Regions from separate parts of the Homo sapiens genome. Here all the other regions are linked to region 1. The links are chromatin loops, found by intact Hi-C in ENCODE. Cell type or tissue: OCI-LY7. All regions are shown on one strand. Links, peaks and the distances in the headings refer to the core of each region. The heading gives the core; the rest is flanking DNA.

What was found. Hi-C counts contacts between places; a loop is a spot of excess contacts. Peaks named below come from ENCODE experiments on the same cell type or tissue, not always from the same donor. Only the 100,000 strongest peaks of a DNase experiment are listed, where the experiment ranks them.
Region 2: it touches region 1 in a loop (7-fold over the local background); 14 of 110 quality-filtered maps call a loop at or near these places.
Region 3: a loop joins it to region 1, with 2.5 times the contacts of the local background. A loop is called at or near these places in 2 of 110 quality-filtered maps.
Region 4: it touches region 1 in a loop (14-fold over the local background); 19 of 110 quality-filtered maps call a loop at or near these places.
Region 5: it touches region 1 in a loop (9-fold over the local background); 15 of 110 quality-filtered maps call a loop at or near these places.

The regions. Positions count from the first base shown.
Region 1 is chr16:9,132,303-9,136,651 of GRCh38, forward strand. No RefSeq gene overlaps it. Among named protein-coding and RNA genes, the nearest start is that of HAPSTR1, 43 kb to the left of the region's middle. RefSeq lists a silencer at 831-880. In OCI-LY7, for the core only: CTCF peaks have their summits at 2,684 (motif pointing left) and 2,891; DNase peaks (open chromatin) are centred at 2,639 and 3,709; H3K4me3 peaks cover 1,779 bases; H3K27ac peaks cover 2,458 bases.
Region 2 is chr16:9,006,689-9,011,037 of GRCh38, forward strand. No RefSeq gene overlaps it. Among named protein-coding and RNA genes, the nearest start is that of USP7, 45 kb to the left of the region's middle. RefSeq lists enhancers at 2,007-2,578, 2,378-2,427. In OCI-LY7, for the core only: CTCF peaks have their summits at 2,264 (motif pointing left) and 2,468; a DNase peak (open chromatin) is centred at 2,253.
Region 3 is chr16:9,048,025-9,052,373 of GRCh38, forward strand. No RefSeq gene overlaps it. Among named protein-coding and RNA genes, the nearest start is that of HAPSTR1, 41 kb to the right of the region's middle. RefSeq lists enhancers at 1-335, 1-82, 1,759-2,551, 2,552-3,342. In OCI-LY7, for the core only: CTCF peaks have their summits at 2,572 (motif pointing left) and 2,774; a DNase peak (open chromatin) is centred at 2,587.
Region 4 is chr16:8,566,156-8,570,504 of GRCh38, forward strand. TMEM114 (transmembrane protein 114) reads right to left here. Exons shown (of 4, transcript NM_001146336.2): 4 at 3,345-3,850. The coding sequence ends at 3,618. Among named protein-coding and RNA genes, the nearest start is that of TMEM114, 22 kb to the right of the region's middle. In OCI-LY7, for the core only: CTCF peaks have their summits at 1,698 (motif pointing right) and 1,900; a DNase peak (open chromatin) is centred at 1,746.
Region 5 is chr16:8,658,771-8,663,119 of GRCh38, forward strand. It overlaps a transcript of METTL22 not described here. Among named protein-coding and RNA genes, the nearest start is that of ABAT, 14 kb to the right of the region's middle. In OCI-LY7, for the core only: a CTCF peak has its summit at 2,378 (motif pointing right); a DNase peak (open chromatin) is centred at 2,361.

The DNA.
Region 1 (4,349 bases), core at 258-4,257:
ACCCGGGAGGCGGAGGTTGCAGTGAACTGAGATCGAGCCACTGCACTCCAGCCTGGGTGACAGAGCAAGACTGTCTCAAAAATGGAAATGGAAAAGGAAAAACAAAAAAAAGTGATACTGTGTTTTGAATACAGTTTTGAAAAGATAAGTGGCTATTACTTGGGGTTGGGAAGTCTGAGATGACGTGCCCGCTCACATGCTGCTGCTGAGAGGTGCTAAAACATTCTGAAAAATAAGTTGGCTGGGCCTGACACAGTGGCTCACGCCTTAATCCCAGCACTTTGGGAGGCCGAGTCGGGCAGATCACTCGAGGCAAGGAGTTCGAGACCAGCCTGGCCAACATGGTGAAACCCTGTCTCTACTTAAAAAAAAAAAAAAAAAAAAAATTAGTTGGGCCCAGTGGCGTGTGCCTGTAATCCCAGCTACTCAGGTGGCTGAGGCATGAGAATTGCTTGAACCTGGGAGGCAGAGGTTGCTGGGAGCGGAGATCACGGCACTGCACTGTAGCCTGGGCAACAGAGCGAGACTGTCTCAAAACAAAAAAAGTTGGCTGTATCTATTAAGATCTTCAAAAGTGGTCCTAATTTTGGGTTTTATAATCCTGTTTCTAAACATATATTCAGAGGTAATAACAGTTGTAAAAGAGAATTTTCTTTTTCTTTCTTTTTTTTTTTGAGACGGAGTTTCACTTTTGTTGCCCAGGCTGGAGTGCAATGGCGTGATCTCGGTTCACCACAGCCTCCGCCTGCTACCACGCCCAGCTAGTTTTTGTATTTTTAGTAGAGACGGAGTTTCACCATGTTGGCCAGGATAGTCTTGAACTCCTGACCTCAGGTGATCCACCCGCCTCAGCCTCCCAAAGTGCTGGTATTACAGGCGTGAGCCACCGTGCCCAGCCTTAAAAGAGGATTCTTTTTTTTTTTTTTTTTTTTTTGGGAGACAGAGTCTCCCTCTTGTTGCACAGGCTGGAGTGCAATGGCTTGATCTCGGCTCACTGCAACCTCCACCTCCTGGGTTCAAGTTATTTTCCTGCCTCAGCCTCCTGAGTGGCTGGGATTACAGGCATGTGCCACCATGCCTGGCTAATTTTGTATTTTTAGTAGAGGGGGGGGTTTCTCCATGTTGGCCAGATTGGTCTTGAACTTCCGACCTCAGTTGAATCCCCCGCCTTGGCCTCCCAAAGTGCTGGGATTACAGGCGGGAGCCACTGTGCCTGGCCAAAAGAGGATTCTGATGCAACAATATGAAGTGTGGTACTTGGAGTGGAAGACAGTGAGGAATAACCTAAAGCCCTAATAATAGCGACTGGTTCATCACATCTTATTAGTTTCATTAGATGGAAAATTATGAAGCCTTTATAAAGCATACTTTTTTTTTTTTTTTGAGATGGAGTCTCCCTCCGTTGCCCAGGCTGGAGTACAGTGGCGCGATCTTGGCTCACCGCAACCTCCACCTCCCGGGTTCAAGCAATTCTTCTGCCTCAGCCTCCTGAGTAGCTGGGATTACAGGTGTGCACCACCATGCCTAGCTAATTTTTTTTTTTTTTTTTTTTTTGTATTTTTGGTAGAGACAGGGTTTCACCATATTGGCCAGGCTGGTCTCGAACTCCTGACCTTGTGATCTGCCTGCCTCATCCTCCCAAAGTGCTGGAATTACAGGCGTGAGACACCGTGCCTGGCCTAAAGCATACTCTTGAATTTTTTTTTTTTTTATGAGCCAGGGTCTCATTCTGTCACCCAGGTTGGAGTGCAATGGTCCAATCTTGAGGCTCAGTGCAACCTCAACCTCCTAGGCTCACGTGACCCTCACCTCAGCCTACTGAGTAGCTGGGAGTTACAGGCAGGCACCACCATGCCTGGCTAATTTTTTGTGTTTTTAGTAGAGATGTGGTTTTGCTGTGTTGCCCAGGTTGGTCTTGAACTCCTGGGCTCAGGCAATTTGCCTGCCTCACCCTCCCAGAGTGCTAGGATTACAGGTGTGAGCCACTAAGCCCAGACTTTTTTTTTTTTTTTTTAGACAAGATTGCTCCCTGTCACCTAGCCTGGGGTGCAGTGGAATGATCAGGACTCACTTCAGCCTCCATCTTCTGGGCTCAGGCAATCCTCCTGCCTCAGCCTCCTAAGTAGCTGGGACCGCAGAGGTGCCCCGCCATGCCCAGCTAATTAAAAAAAAAATTTTTTTTTTTTGGTAGAGATGGGGGTCTCCCTATGTTGTCCAGCCTGGTCTTGGACTCCTAGGCTCAAGCAATCCTCGCACCTCGGCCTCCAAAAGTGCTGGGATTACAGACATAAGCCACCTCGCCTGGCCTTGAAAAATATTTCAAGACATGGAAAAATGCTTGTAATATCATGAGAAATATAAACAGGATGATCTCAATTTGGCCAGAGAACAGTGGCTGGCAGCAAATTTTCAATAATTGTTAGCTACTATCATTAATAATTCAAACTCTCATATGATCTTCCTCCCTCCCTTCCATTCACTTCTCAGTTGACAAGTGTCTGAGCATCCGGGGTTCCAGCCTGGCTGCACCTGTCTGTGAGCCGGTTGGGGCCAGTTGTGGGGGCTTTGGCCCCTGGGCTTTCCTCACCCTCCCATGTGCAGCCTCAGGACTCAACAGCCTCCCGCATCCACCCGCTCTGGCTCTATTTCTGGCTGGGCACTGCCATCTAGAGGCTCCTGGAGCACAGGGCACATGACCCTTGGAGCCCCTCACCCAGTGCTGAGCTCCAGCCCCAGGGGCAGAGAAGCCTTTCTCATTACTGCACCCTCCATGCCTGAAAGGGCCGTTTGTTTTGTGGAAGCCTCTGAGAATGTCAGTGCTACAAAGACACTTCAAGATGCCTTATGCTGATTCTTAGGTAGGTCAAGGAAATCTTTGGGGTAACATTCTTAAAATATGGTCCTTGGACCTGCATCCGACGTCCAAGGTAGGAGACAGTTAGTGATAAAGATTTCAGAGCCTATCCCAAATGCGCAAGTCAGACCGTGCTGGGGGGTGAAGGGTACTGAATATCTAACTATTTACAGACTCTCCCGTGTTGTTCTTATTATTTTGAGACAGAGTCTCACTTTGTCTCCCAGGCTGGAGTGCAGTGGTGTGATCTCGGCTCACTGCAACCTCCGCCTCCCAGGTTCAAGCGATTCTCCTGCCTCAGCCTCCCCAGTAGCTGGGATTACAGGCACCTGCCACCACGCCTGGCTAGTTTTTGTATTTTTAGTAGAGATGGGGTTACGTCATGTTGGCCAGGCTGGTCTTGAACTCCTGACCTCAAGTGACCCACCTGCCTCAGCCTCCCAAAGTTCTGGGATTATAGGTGTGAGCCACCGCCCCCGACCTTTTCCCAGGTTATTCCGATGCACACTGAAGTTTGAAAATGATTGACCTGGACCCGGGATACTTATGATTTGGTGGTGATGGGCTTGGCATAGACCCTTTGAGAATCTGCTGACAACTGCAGACCCTCTCCCTGGAAGAATACACAGACATTTCAGTAGGTTTCTTGACTGTGAAGCTCACTCCTGTATCGATGGACTGAGGTTACGAATCTCTTCTCTGATTTAACCCAAAGTTTAGATGAGGACACTGCGGATCAAGTATTCATTGACCTCTTATCACCGGCCAGGCTCTGTGCCCTGCCGCAACAGACAGGATGTGGCTTCTGCTCTGTGCAGTTTACAGGCTAATGATGGCAGACAGCTAAATACAGGTGTTAGGAACAGCCCTGCCAAAGGTCCTGGGTCAGTGACCAGAAGGAAGTGCCTGGAGCCCCTGGGGAAGCCGGAGGGGAGTGGATGATGAAGCGGAGGGAGGAGCAGGCAGGGCTCAGACCATGCAAGACAGGACAGGTCAGGATAAAGAGCTCAGATTTCATTTTAAGAACGATGAAAAGCTATCAGACAACTTTGGGGCTAAGTATATACCCAAGAGAATTGAAAACATATGTTCATAGAAAAATGAATGGAAAAATGTTCATAGAAGTATTTTTCATATTAGCCCCAAAGTGGAATAATCCATGTATTCACCAGTGAATGAGTGGATAACAAAAGTGGCCTATCCATATAATGGAATATTATTTAGTTATAAAAAGGAATGAAGTACTGACACGTGCTACAACATAGAGGAGGCTTGAAGAGGTTATGTGGTGGTTTTTTGTTTTTGAGATGGAGCCTCGCTCTGTCGCCCAGGCTGGAGGGCAGTAGCAGCTATCGTGGCTCACTGCAGCTTCTGCCTTTTAGGTTCAAGCAATTCTCCTGCTTCAGCCTCCCAAGTAGCTGGGATTACAGGCGCCCACCACCACGCCTGGCTAGTTTTTGTATTTTTAGCAGAGACGAGGTTTCCCATGTTGGCC
Region 2 (4,349 bases), core at 205-4,204, 130 kb before region 1:
AATCCCAACACTTTGGGAGGCTGAGGCGGGTGGATCACGAGGTCAGGGGTTTGAGACCAGCCTGGCCAATATGGTGAAATCCCGTCTCTACTAAAAGTACAAAAAATTAGCCGGGTGTGGTGGTGCATGCCTGTAGTCCCAGCTACTCAGGAGGCTGAGGCAGGAGAATCACTTGAATCGGGAGGTGGAGGCTGCAGTGAGTTGAGATCGCACCACTGCACTCCGGCCCGGGTGACAGAGCAAGACTCTGTCTCAAAAAGAAAAACAAACAAACAAACAAACCAAAAACTGGAAAAGGCAAGAAAAAGGATTTTCCAGCTGGGCGTGGTGGCTCACCCCTGTAATCCCATCCCTGTGGGAGGCCAAGGTGGGAGGATTACTTGAGCCCAAGATGTCGAGGCTGCAGTGAGCTTTGGTTGCACTACTGCACGCCAACCTGGGCGACAGAGCTAGACCCAGTCTTAAAAAAAAAAAAGGATTATCTTCCAGAGCCTCCAGAAAGGAAATACAGCCTTTCTACCCTGATTTCAGCCCAGTGAGACCCGTTTTGAACTTCTGACCTCCCGAACGGTAAGATGATAAATGTGTGTTATTTTAAGCCAGCAAGTTGGTGGTAATCTGTTACGGCAGCCCTAGGTCACTGATACGTCATCTCCGGTGTCTAGTCCCTAGCAATGGGCCCCTGGGAACTACATCTCTGGTGCTGGCTCTCTGGAGTTGTCCCCTCCCACACTGAATCCAAGCTGCCTGCGACTCACCAATGCATGATGCCAGATGTGGTGCTGCGTGGGCTCCAGACCCAAGATTTAAGAGGACTGGGGCAGATCCATTTTTGTACTTTTGGGAATCCCAAAATGCAGTGCATGAAGCTCAGCAACCCTGTCGGGGAGGCCACGTGTGGAGGCAGTGCCCCGCAGCAGCGCGGGAGTGAGAGGAGGCAGCCTTCCCAGCATCCTGTGGAGCCTCCAGAGGACTCTAGCCTGTCAGGCTGTGACAGCGTGAGAGACCCCCAGTGAGATCAGCAATGGAATGGTTCATCTCAGCCCAGTGCGCCCACAGAACCAGAGACGTAATGACATGGTCGTTTCAAACCACTACATGTTGGAGCTGAATTTATTTTGCAACCATCGTAACCAAGCCACTGTCCTATTTTAGTGGCCATGAGTTGAGGGCTACCATGGTGGGTGCTGGGGAACTATTGTCTCATTCAAGTCACTCATTGTCCTGCATATTACCCCCACTTTTTCTTTTCTTTTTTTTAGAGACAGGATCTGGCTCTGTCGCTCAGGCTAGAGTGCAGTGGTGCGATCATAGCTCACTTCAGCCGCGGACCTCTTGGGCTCAAGCAGTTCTCCCCCTCAGCCTCCTAAGTAGCTGGGATGACAGGCACACACCACCATACCTGGCTAATTTTAAAATATTTTGTAGAGACAAGGGTGGGGGCGGGGGGGGGGTGTGGTTCTCACTATGTTGCCCAGGCTGGTCTTGAACTCTTGGCCTCAAGCAATCCTCCTGCCTTGGCCTCCCAAAGCCCTTGGCTTACAGGTGTGAGCCTGTACCGTCAAGACGAAGAAACGGAGGCTCTGAGAGGGGAGATCCTAAGCCTGCTGGTGGATGGAGGAGCTGAGTTTGAACCCAGGTCTGCATCTGGAGCCCCAAGCTCTGTGCACGTCCCACTGCCACCTCCCCACCGGGTTCATGATATCATTTCTCAGAGGCCTTGGTTGGTCCCAGCCGCAGCTTTGTCTCCCTTGCCCACCGCTGTGCTGGCTTAAGCGAACTCATAGCTATGCTCCTTCCCTTTTACCCCATCGGAAAAGGGAGCAGGATTACTTACAGTAAGTGAAAACCAAGACTTGTACAGGAAGCACGGCCCGATCCATTACAGGGTTATTCTAGCCCATAATGTACCTGTGCACTTTCAGACACAGCCAGACTGTCTGAAGAGGGGTCGAGAGGGTTTCAACGGGCCAGTGGGATCAAGGCTCAGAAATGCAGAACTGACGGGGAGCAAAGCCCCCGCCCCCCAGCAGTGTGCTCATTCCCACGGGACTCCTGGGGACTGCCATCGCACCCACGCACTCCAGAACGTGCGGCTGGCTCAGAGGTGGGGGTGTCCACCGCAGTCCTGGGTTTCTGAGCCTGTTGTTCCTTCCCTAGGGGCGCAGGGAGGGCCTTCCAGCGCCAAATCACCAGCCATAGCTCAGGGCCCTGACCCCGGCTGGGCTCAGATTCAGCCCCTGCTTGCGGTCCTCGCACCCTCTAGTGGCCACGGGGAGAAAGAAGTAGCTCAGCGGAGATTCTGGAGCTGGGTCCGGGTGGACACTGCACCCCACCCGGCAAGCAGGAGAGAGAACCCAGAAGAACGGATGACTCCCTCACACGCCTCTTTCTAAAGCATGCTGGCGCTGAATAACCACAGGGGTCCGTGATCTTTATCAATTACATGTGTCCGGCCTTATTAGCTCTTAAAGGAATCTTGTTTTCTCTCTCGCTGTTTTTTTTTTCCTTTGAGACAGGGTCTCACTTTGTTGCCCAGGCTGGAGTGCAGTGGTGCGATCATAGCTCACTGCAACCTCTAACTCCCGAGCTAGATTCTCCCACCCCAGCCTCCCGAGTAGCTGGACTACAGGAGCACCACCACACCAGGCTAATTTATTTATTATTTTTTTAAGATATGAGAACTTGGCCAGGCGCGGTGGCTGACGCCTGTAATCCCAGCACTTTGGGAGGCCGAGGCGGGCAGATCACGAGGTCATGAGATCGAGACCATCCTGGCCAACATGATGAAACCCCGTCTCTACTAAAAATACAAAAAATTAGCCGGGCATGGTGGCAGGCGACTGTAATCCCAGCTACTCGGGAGGCTGAGGCAGGAGAATGGCTTGAACCCCGGAGGCAGAGGTTACGGTGAGCTGAGATTGTGCCATTGCACTCCAGCCTGGGCAAAAAGAGCGAAACTCTGTCTCAAAAAAAAAAAAAAGATATGGGACCTTGCTATGTTGCCCAGGCTGGTCTCCAACTCCTGGGCTCAAGTTATCCTTCCACTTTGGCTTCCTAAAGTGCTAGGATTACAGGTGTGAACCACTGCGACTGGCTGATACTCAGCTTTTTTTTTTTTTTTTTTTTTTTTTGAGACAGAGGCTTGCTTTGTCACCCAGGCTGGAGTGCAGTGGCATGATCACAGTTCACTGCAGCCTTGAACTCCTGGACTCAAGCCATCCTTCCACATTAGCCTCCTGAGTAGCTGGGACTACAGGTGCACACTACCATGCCAAGTCGATGGAAGAGCTGGGTTCAAGCTTTATTTTTATTTATTTTTATTTTTTTTACTTTTTGTAGAGACGGGGTCTCACTGAAGTGTTGCCCAAGCTGTATTCGTGTATTTTTGATCCATAAAAAGTCAATTTCATATGGTTCAGCCTAAATTTCAACAATTCACATGCTTACTTATTCACATCCCCAAAGGGATCCACAGAGATTTCTTCCTGAAATACGATGACCTAGAGCAAGCAAGTTAAAATAAATAAAAAATAAATAAATAAATAAATAAATAAATAAATAAATAAAAAAGAGTCACCTCAAACCACTTAAAAGGAAGACAGGACAATTGCCAAAAAAAGAGACAGTCATTGAATGTTTTCAGTTTTAGTTTTTGAGATGGAATCTTGTTCTGTCACCTAGGCTGGAGGGCAGTGGCGTGATCTCGGCTCACTGCAACCTCCGCCTCCCAGGTTCAAATGATTCTCCTGCCTCAGCCTCCCGAGTAGTGGGGCTTATAGGCATGCACCACCACACCTGGCTAATTTGTGTCTTTTTAGTGGAGACGGGGTTTCACCATGTCGGCCAGGCTGGTCTCGAACTCCTGACCTCAAATGATCCACCTGCCTTGGCCTCCCGAAGTGCTGGGATTGCAGGTGTGAGGGACCGTGCCCCGCCAGTCAATGCATTTGATAGTCATTGTACTTGAGTTTAGTTGTTTCTAGGAATTCAAGGTGAAAATGGAAAGATGAGAGTGTAGGCTGTCTGCTGTCAGATAAAAGGAACTAAGTTGAGAAGGGGATACAGATGTTATCCTCAGCCCAAATCCGGGAGAACAATGTCCAAGTTAACACTTAAAGTCTCAGCAAGTCATCATCTCCTGAACTTCAGTTCTGACAAAATGACATTTTTCTTTAGGCTGAAGGAGTTAACAGTGAGTGGCTTTTAGTTCCAGCAGAGAACTAAACTAAAAGTTTAGGCTGAAGTGTAGTGGCATCACTACAGCAGAAGGCAATTATTGGATCAAAGGGACAGTTTAGTGCACCTTTCGAAGACACTAATTTGATGCAGAGGTGACAACCAAATCC
Region 3 (4,349 bases), core at 282-4,281, 84 kb before region 1:
ATCGCCTTTATGCCTTTAATTTTCAGACTTCAAACTCATCCCAGCAATGTAGAGGAAGCTGATGAGGGAAAGCTCCCTGCAGCGTGGGCTGTGCCCCCAGGAGCCCCTGAGTTTAAATTCAGTCTCTGCTACTTACTAATCACAGGATGTTGGCAAATCGCTGAGCCTGCATCCCCCCATCTGTCAAATGGGGGTGCTAAGGCCTACCTGGCAAGATTCCTTCATCTGATCAGTGCCAGGCGCTGGGGAGATGATAGTAAATGACACAGACAAAATTCCTGCCCCCACAAAGCTTACATTCTGGCGAGGAAAGACAATAATGAACAAATCTATATGTACAACGTAAGGCCAGCTGGTGGGGAGCATGGTGAAGAAAAATTAAACGGGTGAGGTGTAGAAGTAAGAGGAGGTAAGAGGATTGAATGAGAAAGTCCCTCTAGAGAGTCTGGCACAGGGCCTTACACAGGCTAGGGCTTCAATAAATAAGCACAAATTGTCCTCTTTGTGGTTTAGGAATTAAAGGGCACATGGCTGTTAGGACTGAACAGACCTCCGCTCCCTGGAGGAGATGCAAGGTGGATGATCCCACAATGAGTTCCAGCACTGGGCCAAGGATTCCAGGTCCAGGGCAGTGAGAAAAAAGACACTCAGCTTTTATATATGTGTGTGTGTGTATATATATATATATATATAATATGTATACATATTATATATATATATAAAATATGTGTGCGTGTGTGTATATATATATAGAATGGGTGCATTATATATACAATACACATATATAATATATATCATATGTATACATCTCTTATACATATGATATATCATATGTATAATATGTGTGTGTGTGTGTATATATATAGAATGGGCGCAGTGGCTCATGCATGCCTGCAATCCCAGCCCTTTGGGAGGCTGAAGTGGGAGGATCCCTTGAGATCAGAAGTTTGAGGCCAGCCTAGGCAACATAGGGAGACCCTCCCCCCCGCCCCCAGCCATCTCTATAAAAATTAAAGAAAATTAGCTGGGCATGGTGACATGTGCCTGTAGTCCCAGCTACTCAGGAGGCTGAGACAGGAGGATCACCCAAGCCCAAGAGTTTGAGGTTGCAGTGAGCTATGATGATACCACTGCACTCCAGCCTGGGCAACAGAGGGAGACCCCATCTTCAAAAATAAATAAATAAGTAAATAAATAAATAGTTTTTATTGAGGTGAAACTCGCACAACATAAAATTAACCATTAACTATTTTAAAGTCAACAATGTAATGGCACTGAGTATATTCACAATGCTGTGCAACCACCCACGCCACCTCTATCTAGTTCCAAGACATTTTCGGCACCCAAAAGGAAACCCTGTGTCGAGTAAGCAGTCACTCCTCATTCATCCTGCTCCCTAGCCCCCGACAACCACTAATCTGCTTTCTGTATATTCGTTTACATTCTATTCTGGATGATTCACAGAAATGGGATCATGCAATATGTGACTTTTTGTGTCTGGCTTCTTTCACTAAACATAAAGTTTTTCGTTTTTGTGTTTTGAGACAGGGTTTCTCTCCCATTGCCCAGGCTGGAGTGTGGTGGCACACTCTTGGTTCACTATAAGCTCTGCCTCCCTGGCTCAAGAGATCCTCCTGCCTCAGCCTCCAGAGTAGCTGGGACTACAGGCATGCACCACCACACCGGGCTAATTTTTTAAATTTGTTTTTTGTATTTTTTGTAGAGACAGGGTTTCACCATGTTGGCCAGGCTGGTCTTGTACTCTTGACCTCAAGAGATCCTCCCTCCTTGGCCTCCCAAAGTGCTAGGATTATAGGCGTGAGCCACCGGCCTGGCTGAGTATAATGTTTTTGAGGCTGTTTCATGTTGTAGTATGCATCAATGCTTTGTTCCTTCTTATAGTTGAATAATAATCCATCGTGTGGGTATACCATCTATGTTTATTCATTCAACAGTTGAAGTGGTTTTTAAAATTTTAAACTTCTTTTGGTTTTGTTTTGAGACAGAGTGTCACTCCCTGTCGCCCAGGCTGTAGTGCAGTGGCTAAATCATAGCTCAGTGCAACCTTGACCTCCCACCTCAAGCAATCCTGCCTCACCTTCCTGGGACCACAGGTGTGCATCACCACGCCCAGCTAAATTTCTAATTTTTTGTAGAGATGGGGTCGCGCTATGTTGCCCAGGCTGGTCTCGAACTCCTCAAGTGGTCCTCTCACCTTGGCCTCCTAAAGCGCTGGGATCACAGGCCTGAGCCACTGCACCCAGCTCATTTCACCCTCGTGATGCTTTGCTTGCCTGGTCTTAGTCCCAGCCCTGGGAGATGATGTCAGGAATCACTGGGAGGGAGAGGGAGCGAAGGGTACAGGAAGGCCAGAACCAGCAAAAGGTGCAGATTATTGTGCGCAAATGGGGCTCCTCTGGGAGACCGTGAGGAGTATATGTCATGAAGCCCCAGTGGAGGGTGGGGAGCCTGAGGCTTTTATCCAAACAACTCCTAACGTGACTGGTTGAGGTGGCCCTCCGTACTGGAACTCCCCCGACATTTCCAGGGTGAGCCTGTGTTTGGTTGAGCTGAAGAGCGCCCCCAGGTGGAGAAGCGGAGCAATTCGGGCCCCTGAAATAGGAAGTGCTGAGTCAACTGGAAACCATCTCTTCTGCAGCTGCAGGTGAGCTCAGGTGAGCGAGGGGATACAGGTAGCATCATCAGCCCCTACCGGCACTTACGCGATGCTTGGGAGCTTTACAAATATCAGTTCACTGACTTTTTTTCTTTTTCGAGATTGAGTTTTGCTCTGTTGGCTGGAGTGCAGTGGCACAATCTCAGCTCACTGCAACCTCCACCTCCCGGGTTCAAGCGATTTTCCTGGCTCAGTCTCGCAAGTAATTGCGATTGCAGGTGTGCACCACCACACCAGGCTAATTTTTGTATTTTTAGTAGAGGCGGGATTCCACCATATTGGCTAGGTTGGCCTTGAACTCATGACCTCAGGTGATCCACCCGCCTCAGCCTCCCAAAGTGCTGGGATTACAGGTGTGAGCCACTGTGCCCAGCACAGTTCACTGACTTATCGTGACAGCCCTATAAAACAGGTATTGTCATTCTCCCCATTTTAAAGACGAAGATGCCGGGCGCGGTGGCTCACACCTGTAATACCAGCACTTTGGGAGGCCGAGGCGGGCGGATCACGAGGTCAGAAGTTCAAGACCAGCCTGGCCAATATGGTGAAACCCCATTTCTATCAAAAATACAAAAATTAGCCGGGCGTGGTGACGTGTGCCTGTAGTCTCAACTACTCGGGAGACTGAGGCAGAAGAATCACTGGAACTCGGGAGGTAGAGATTGCAGTGAGCCGAGATCGCACCACTGGACTCCAGCCTGGGCAACAGAGCAAGACTCTGTCTCAAAAATAAACAAGTAAATAAATAACTAAAAAAAAATAAAGATGAAGAAACTGAGGCCAATAACGTATCCAAGATCACGCAGCAAGTCGATTTCAGAGCAGGATTTAAACCCAGGAAGTCTGTGCTCCTCATGACCATGCACTGCTCTTGTCCACTCAGTTTTGCTTCCTTTCATGGTTTCCATGGGCACCAACTCCATCTGCAGACACCATGCCCACTACCCAGTTAGGGTGGCCAAATTTAGCAAATAAAAATACAGGATGCCCAGTGAAATGTGAATTTCAGAAAAACAATGAACAATTTTTTTAGTATTTTTTTAATAGGTAAAATATTGTGTGGGAGATACTTACACTAAAAAAAAATTGGCTGCTTATCTGAAATTCAAATGTAACTGGGTGTCCTGCATTTTATCTGGAAACCACATTCCTTCTCCTCACTATTCTCCTGGGGGTGGAACTAGAAGCTGGTGAGAGGGGTTAGAAGAAGCCCCCTATTGTTCTTTCCATTTTTTGCTTGTTTGTTTGTTTATTTTTGTTTTTGAGACAGAGTCTCACTCTGTTGTCCAGGCTGGAGTGCAGTGGTGCAACTTCGGCTCACTGCAACCTCCGCCTCCCAGGTTCAAGCGATTCTCCTGACTCAGCCTCCCAAGTAGCTGGGATTACAGGCACATGCCATCATGCCCGGCTAATTTTGTGTATTTTCAGTAGAGACGGGGTTTCACCATGTTGGCCGGGCTGATCTCGAACTCCTGACCTCTAGTGATCTGCCCGCCTCAGCCTCTCAAAGTGCTGGGATTACAGGAATGAGCCACCATGTCCAGCTCTTTCCATATGCTATGAAAGCTCCACCTCCCTTTTTCTTTTTCTTTTCTTTTTTTTAATTCAGACAGGGTCTTGCTCTGTTGCCCACACTGGAGTGCAGTGGAGTCATCTCAGCTCACTGTAGCCT
Region 4 (4,349 bases), core at 80-4,079, 570 kb before region 1:
CTCAGGAGATCGAGACCATCCTGGCTAACACTGTAAAACCGCATTTCTACTAAAAATACAAAAAATTAGCCAGGCATGGTGCATGGTGGTGCGTGCCTGTAGTCCCAGCTACTGGGGAGGCTGAGGCAGGAGAATCACTTGCACCTGGGAGGCAGAGGTTGGAGTGAGCCGAGATTGAGCCATTGCACCCCAGCCTGGGTGACAGAGCTAGACGCAGTCTCAAAAAAAAAAAAATCAGAATAGAACAGAACAGGTCAGAATAGAATGATGGATCAGAATAGAAGAGAACAGATCAGAATGGATCAGAACACAACAGAATGGATCAGAATAGAACAGATCAGAATGGATCAGAACACAACAGAATGGATCAGAATAGAACAGATCAGAATGGATCAGGATAGAACAGAACAGAACAGAATGGAACAGCATCCCAACCCCACTTAATCATCAGCACCTCCTTACCACGGGCCATGGGCATCGCCCACTGCCTTCTCTCTCCCTGCCTCTACCTTCACCTCCTATTTCTCTCCATCAACCCTCCCTCTTCATTTCCCTCTAACACAGAAGCTTCTTCCCACCTCAGGGCCTTTGCGTCTGCTGTCACCTGCCTGGTCTGCAGTTTCCCTACCTACAGGTTCTTCATGCGGGTCTCAGCACAATGTCACCTCCTCCAAGAAGCCCTTTCTAATTGTCCTTCCTGGAGTCACATCTCTACCAGACACCTTTCATCCCATCACCCTGGTTTTTTTTTTTTTTTTTTTTTGAGATGGAGTCTCACTCTGTCACCCAGGCTGGAGCGCAATGGTGCGATCTCGGCTCACTGTAACCTCCACCTCCTGGGTTCAAGTGATTCTCCTGCCTTAGCCTCCCAAGTAGCTGGGATTACAGGCGCGTGTTACCACAGCTGGCTATTTTTTTTTTTTTTGTATTTTTAGTAGAGATGGGGTTTCACCATGTTGGCCAGGCTAGTTTCGAACTCCTGACCTCAGGTGACCTGCCTGTCTTGGCATCCCAAAGTGCTGGGATTACAGGCATGAGCCATGGCGCCCGGCCTCATCACCCTGTTTTGTTTTCTTCATAACACTAATCACTGTCTGAATCTCTCAGATAGATTATTGGTTCATGGGTTTATCATCTGTTCCCATGTGAGCTAGGAAGGGTGGAGATTTTCTTGGCCACCCCCATGAATGTGTCCCCAGGCCCTGGAACAGTCTCTGACACTGTAGGTATCTGGCAAGCATTTATCAAATGCATGAATGGATGGGCGAATGAATGAGCTTATTCTGTGTTGTCAGTTCCTGAGGTGCACACATGTTTTGGTTTGTTATTGTCCATTATTGCTCGCTTAGCAGAGTGTCTCAGCATGTCCCAAGGTGGACGTGTGGGACCAGATGTCCTGAGCATCATAGGATGCGAGGAGCATCCCTGGCCTCTTCCCACTGGAGCTGCCGGTAATACCACTCCCCACACGCACTAAGAACAACCAAAACTGTCTCCAAACACTGCCAAATGTCAGGTGGGGGAGAGAATCGCCCCAGCTGAGAACTCTGGCCCTGCAGTATTTAATCCAGCACTTGGGCGCTAGGAGGGCTGAAAACGTGTCTCTTGACGAATTTGGGGATCAAATCCTGCCTCTGGAGCAGTTCCACAATACGACCAGCAGGTGGAAGCAGAGACCGCCCTTTCGGTAGCATGGTTGCCCTCACTTTGCAAAAACTTTGTTTTCCCCAGCATTGTAACTGATTTTCCAACAGCGCTCATTTAGCCCCATGTGGCCATGTGAGTAACCCACTCCTTTTGCGCCTTTCCGGATTAGACAGGGACGTCGCAGCAACGTCCTGAAAGGAGCAGACAGCCAGTAAAGAAGTGCAGGCGTTGGTGGAAGTAGGGGGAGGACCATCTTGGGATCAGGCAGTTCTGAAGTTTACTCCCAGTTGCGTCCCTTTCTCTCCTTATGCCCTTAGTCCAGTTATGTTAACCTGCCAGTGCCTCAGTTTCCTCATCTGTACCCTGCTTTGCTTATCTCCTAGTCCTCACCACGGGCTACGTATTTCATATGCCTCTCTCTCCTCAATCATGTGGCACCCCAGAGAGCAAGGTCTGGGTCTGGAGGAGTCATTGCCCCCCCAGTTGCTGGTGTGTACTGGCCTTCCTTTGAGTGTTTGTTGAATGACTGACTGACCGACTGGCGTGGAGAATAGCACAGGTGCATAGATGTGGATGTCAGCTATAATGATGACAATGCTGATGTCATGGTGGTGTCATGTCGTTGTGGTGGTGATGTCATGGCATGGTGGTGATGATGTCATGATGTTTGTTGAATGACTGACTGACCGACTGGCATGGAGAATAGCACAGGTGCATAGAAAGTACTCAGTGGGTGTCAGCTATGATGATGACAGTGTTGACGTCATGGTGATGATGATGTCATGATGAAGACGATGATGCCATATTGTTGATAATCGTGTTGTCATCTTTTAATCCACACCAGTATTCCCCAAACCATCAGCACCTCCCAGAGTTTCCTAAGCCAAAGGCTCCTCGGGCCCTCCCCTACATCTCATGACTTGGAATCTTGCAGGAACAGAATCTCAGCCATGGTTTTGGGTTAGAATAGGCTGGAGAGCTCTTAAAAAACACTGATGCCTGGACACCAGCCCTAGAGAATATCAGATCAAGGATGTAGACAGCAGCAGGATTTTTGGAAGATACCCAGGTGATTCTAAGAGCAGCAAGATGACAACCCTTCTCTGTCACTTAATAAACGCCCCACCTCGGCATTTATGCAAACAGTGGCTCTGGGCCAGAAGCCTCGGCATCGCCTGGAAGCCACTTAGAAATGTGAGTTTTTGGGCTTCACCCAGGCCTCCTGGCTCAGACACCCTGGGGGTGGCATCAGCCCGAGAGTATCAACAAGCCCATAGAGTCTGGGGCGCGCTAAATGTGAACAGCACTGCCCCAGGGGACCCGGATGGGGAGCCCATTCCCAGGGGCAGAACACCAGGATGAAAGGAGGGATGGATTTTTCTGGGGGAGGACGGAAAAGGTATGATTAGTCTTGAAGAGTGCTCTATCAATTGGCCAACCCCTTGGGAGTCTCGCAGCTTCATATTGTAGACCTAACCTGACCCCGTAGAAAGCCCATGTCATGCCAGAGTTATTTTAGAGCAAAAGGAACTCCAGGCCAGAGCTCCCCAGAGAGAGCTGAACGCATTACAGGGCCCAGGAGGTAGGGCACCCTCTCCCTTTCCCAGACCCACCAAGGAGCTGATCCAAGGGACATGGGTGAGGAGGAAATGAAGTCGGAGGGGGCGTGAGGACTTTGCAATCTGTAAAGCTCTGTGTGTGATTAAAGGATCGTTTTTATTTCTCGCGAAGCGGTTTGGCACTCCCTCGGGCTCCTCCAGGCCACACGGACACACACGGACATAAGCACACAGGTACTAGGATAACAGCCAGGCCCCAAGCTTAGTCCGCGGGGATTTGTGGGGGAAGGAGGGGGGTGCCTGGCCTCCCCGAGTGGCCTTTGAGGAAGAAGAGGCCGCAGCCGATGGAGATCGGTCGGTGAAGCTCCGGGGCCAAGCCCCTCCCTCCCCTCCACGACCCAGCGCCCAGGCTCATATGGCCTGGTCCTGCCTCCGTCTCAGGCTGAGCTCGCGGGCTGCTGCCAGGAAGGCTGCCCCGGTGAGCAGCTCGGCGATGAAGCTGATCCAGCCCAGGGCCAGGGACCAGCCGAAGCTGATGTCCACCTGGTCCAGGAGGGCCTTCTCCTCCAAGAGACACAGCGCCTCCCGGAAGGCGGCGGCTGAATACGCTATGTAGACGCTGATCCCAGCGAGGGTCACCATGGCTGCAGGGAGGGCAAAGGGAGAGCAGATCAATCCCCCACCCCGCCCCAGCACTCCCCTCCTCCTCCTCGCCCTGCCCAGCCACGCTGCTCAGCGTCCAGCGTCCTCGCTCCTTCCTGCTGCGGGACCTTTGCGCGTGCTAGTCTCCCCGCTGGGTGCATTCACCCCTGCTTCTCTGCCTGTCATCGGCAACTCCTACCCTTCCCACACATGGCAGCTCACGCTTCGATTCCTGGACTTGCCTGAGCAGTGATTCCACAGCACCATACAGCTGCCCATCACTGCCCAGGTCACAATTGCAACTTTGCATTCTTTTGTGTAATTTTTTTTTAGACAGAGTCTCGCTCTGTCGCCCAGGCTGGAGTGCAGCGGTGCGATCTCAGCTTGCTGCGATCTCAGCTTGCTGCAACCTCCACCTCCCGGGTTCAAGCTATTCTCCTGCCTCAGCCTCCTGAGTAGCTGGGAATACAGATGCCCGCCACCGCGCCCGGCTAATGTTTG
Region 5 (4,349 bases), core at 108-4,107, 470 kb before region 1:
TAGACACCCACTCTGGGAGGTCATTGCACAAAGCCCAAATCCCTTTGCAGGGCCCACAAGGCCCTCCAAGGCCTGGCCCCTGCCTCCCTTCCCAGCCCCATCTCATCCACCATATTGAATCCTCCCCACTCCGAGAATGCACCACTCTCTTGGCCATGTGCCTTAATGCAACCCCTCCTCACCCTCTCAAACCACCCACCCAGCCCCTCTCCCCTGCCCCTTCTTCCACAAAGCCTTCCCCAGTGTCCACAGCCCATTTAAAACTTGGTGTGATAATCAGCCAGGCACGCTGGCTCACACCTGTAATCCCAGCACTTTGGGAGGCCAAGGTGGGCAGATAACTTGAGGTCAGGAGTTCGAGACCAGCCTGGCCAACATGGTGAAACCCCATCTGTACTAAAAATACAAAAATTAGTTGGGCACAGTGGTGTGCCCCTGTAGTCCCAGCTACTTGTGAGGCTAAGAAGGGAGAATTGCTTGAACCTGGGAGGCAGAGGTTGCAGTGAGCCAAGATTGCGCCTCTGTACTCTAGCCTGGGCAACAGAATGAGGAAAAAAAAAAAAAACGAACAAAAAAAACTTGGTATGATAATCATCCATCCTTCACCAGATCATGAGTCCTGGAATGACAGAGCTGGCATCATATGAATTGCCCAGCCTGACCCTCCCAGCCATTCTGCAAATATCTACCAAGGAGTGTCCACATGCTGGATATTTATGAGGTATTGGGAGGCAGCAGGGAGCCAGGCATTACACCTGTCTGACCTCACGAAGCCTACATTCTAGAGGAGGCAACCTGCAATAAACAAATAAATGCAAAATATAATGTCAGGTAGTGTAAAGAACCACAGTCCAAAAGCTACAAGTGAGGCAAAAAGGTGACTGCATGCTAGAGCCATCAGGACAGTGCAGCACTTGTGTATACAATTGATTAAATTGATTAGGGCGCAAGGACTTCGCTTTTTTTTTTTCCAGACAGCGTCTTACCTTGTTACCCAGGCTGGAGTGCAGTGGCGCAGTCTTGGCTCACTGCAGCCTCGACCTCCTGGGCTCAAGCGATCCTCCCACCTCAGCCCCACCAAGTAGCTGGGATTACAGGCACAAGTCACCATACCCAGCTAATTTTTTGTATTTCTTGTAGAGACGGGGTCTCACTATGTTGCCCAGGCTGGTCTCAAACTCCTGAGCACAAGCCATCCTCCCACCTCAGCCTCACAAAATGCTAGGATTATAAGTGTGAGCCACCACATCTGGCCACATTTTTCATTTCTGTTGAACTGAAATCATGTGATGCTTTTCTCTTCTGTCTAGTAGGAAAATCACCCCAAAGGGTACAGTGATTTTTGCCCTGTAGGACATTAACTGACTTTATGTGTAACATGGCCTGTTTTTGTTTTTGTTTTTGTTTTTTTGTTTGTTTGTTTTGAGATGGAGTCTCACTCTGTTGCCCAGGCTGGAGTGCAGTGGTGTGATCTCAGCTCACTGCAGCCTCCGCCCTCTGGATTCAAGCAATTCTCGTGCCTCAGCCTCCCAAGCTGGAACTACAAGCGCACACCACCACACCTGGCTAATTTTTGTATTTTTTTTTAGTAGAGATGGGGGTTTCACCATGTTGGCCAGGCTGGTCTCGAACTCCTGACCTCAAGTGATCCGCCTGCTTCGGCCTCCCAAAGTGCTGGGATTACAGGTGTGACCCACTGCGCCCAGCATAATATGGCAATTTTATCTCCTCATTTTTCCTACTTCCTAGAAGAATCCCTGTTTTTCGAATTCTCATTGGAGCCAGCTTTGTCATTGTGCCTAGGCCCTCATTAGTAAAGTAAATAAGACTTTTAATACATACTCACTACTGACTTTAAGATAATTATGTTTTAATGGTTTGAGAATTATAGCCTTGGCAGTGTTGGTAAGTACTAGAAAGAACAATAGAGCCATCGGGGGCTGGAAGAGTGTGAATGAGGGCGGTCGCTGCTTCAGGTGGGGAGATTGGGCCGGCAAGTGGGCAAGTCTTGGAGGAGGAGGAGGAGGAGGAGGAGGAGGAGGAGGAGGAGGAGGAGGAGGGGGAGGAGGGGGAGGAGGGGGAGGAGGAAGAGGAGGAGGAGGAGGAAGAGGAGGAGGAGGAGGAGGAGGAGGAGGAGCTGTGCTGAGTGGGTGAGCGGATGAGTGAACGGAAACCCAGAGCTACCAGGGATCCGGACTCTGGCCCGACCAGTGGGGAAGACAGGTGATGAGTTTGGTCTTGGCTTCAAGTCTCCCAAAGGGTCTGGATGTCATGTTCTCCTCCCCCAGGTTCCGCGGCTTGAGGGAAGCAGGGCCGTCAGGCACCTTGCGTCCCTGCTGGCCCCTGGCAGGATTCTCACCACAAGGTGGTGCCCCAGCCTCATGAATCCAGGGCCAGACGTGCCAGAAAGGAATCCAAGGTAATCATCAGTCCTGGCAGCCATGCCAACGTGTGGGTCTACAGTGACTCTCGGGGGACCCTAACTAACCTGCTATACATTGTACAGCAGCACGTGAGTTCTGAGAGCCGCCAGTACCCAGCTAGCCCCAAACCCGAATTCAGATAAAACCCGCCTTTATTAAGAACTTACCGTTGGCCGGGCGCGGTGGCTCACACCTGTAATCCCAGCACTTTGGGAGGCCAAGGCGGGCAGATCACGAGGTCAGGAGATCGAGACCATCCTGGCTAAAATGGTGAAACCCCGTCTCTACTAAAAACACAAAATATTAGCCGGGCGTGGTGGCGGGCGCCTGTAGTCCCAGCTACTGCGGAGGCTGAGGAGGAGAATGGCGTGAACCCAGGAGGCTGAGCTTGCAGTGAGCCGAGATTGAGCCACTGCACTCCAGCCTGGGCGACACAGCGAGACTCCGTCTCAAAAAAAAAAAAAAAAGAACTTAAAATTGATCTCATTTATCTGCCCAACAACTTTGTACTCATATTATTTTATTCTATTTTATTTTATCACTATTATTATTATATTTTTGTAGAGACAGGGTCTCACTATATTGACCAGGATGATTTCGAACTCCCGGCCTCAAGCAATCCTCCCACTTTGGCCTCTCAAAATGCTGGAATTACAGGCATGAGCCACTGTGCCCAGCCTCCTGTACCCATTTTAGGGACACGTAAGCTAAGGCTCGAATCTTTACAGAGGCTGTCTGAGGTCACAGGACTCAGAAGTAGCAAGAATGGGCTTGGCATGGTGGCTCACGCCTATAATCCCAATACTTTGAGAGACAGAGGTGGGAAGATCACTTGAGTCCAGGAGTTCAAGACCAGCCTGGACAACATACCAAGACTGTCTCTACCAAAAGAAAAACAATCAGCTGGGTGCAGTGGCACGTGTCCGTAGTCCCAGCTACTCAGGAGGCCAAGGCAAGAGAATTGTTTGAGCCCAGGAGTTTGAGGTTACAGTGAACTGTGACTGCACCACTGCACTCCCGCCTGGGCAATAGAGCGAGACTCTGTCTCTAAAAATAAAAATAGCAAAGAAGTAACAAGAGGTGGGATCTAACACCGGTTCTGTCTTTCCATTGGAAACCCAGAGCTCTTTCCATGACCCCTGCCCAGGGTGAATATTGTTTGTCTGAAGGAATCCAGGAGCCTTGTGGATTGGAGCTTATGCTGTGCCATTGTCTTTGGATGGATTGAAGGGTTTGACATGCCAGGGCTGGGACATGATGACAGTCTTATTCTGCCTGCCTCAGGCTTCAGGAAACAACTGCTGTTAGAGCCATGTGGGAGCGTTTCTTGGGGGTGTTTCTTTGGAGCGTTTCTTCTAGACCAGGAAGGTGACAACCTTCACAGTGGGATGCATGGACTGGTGGTGGAGTTTCCAGCTTCAGAGCTCACCAAGAAAGAGCATGAAGCTGATGGTTTGGGTCCTGGAGACAGGGACAAAAGGAACAGAGCCTTCCCCCAGCACCCCTTTCCACTGGAGGTTCCTCAGAGGCAATAAAGCTTGATGGTTAGAACATGGCACCTGGCATCTGAACTCAAACCAGCCCGAACACTCACCTCTCTGAGCCTCAGAATCCTGGTCTGTAAAATGCGCACACTACTAGTACTTACTTCTCAAAGTTGGACTTGGTAATGTCTGTCAAGCACCTAACATATAACAGGGCAAGGAAGAAAAGCTCAAGCAATGGTAGCCATCACCAGGCGTGGTGGCTCACACCTGTAACCCCAGCACTTTGGGAGGCTGAAGCGGGTGGATCACCTGAGGTCAGGAGTTCGAGACCAGCCTGGCCAACATGGTGAAACCCCGTCTCTACTAAAAATACAAAAATTAGCCGGGCATGATGGCAGGCGCCTATAATCAGCTACTTGGGAGGCTGAGGTAGGAGAAT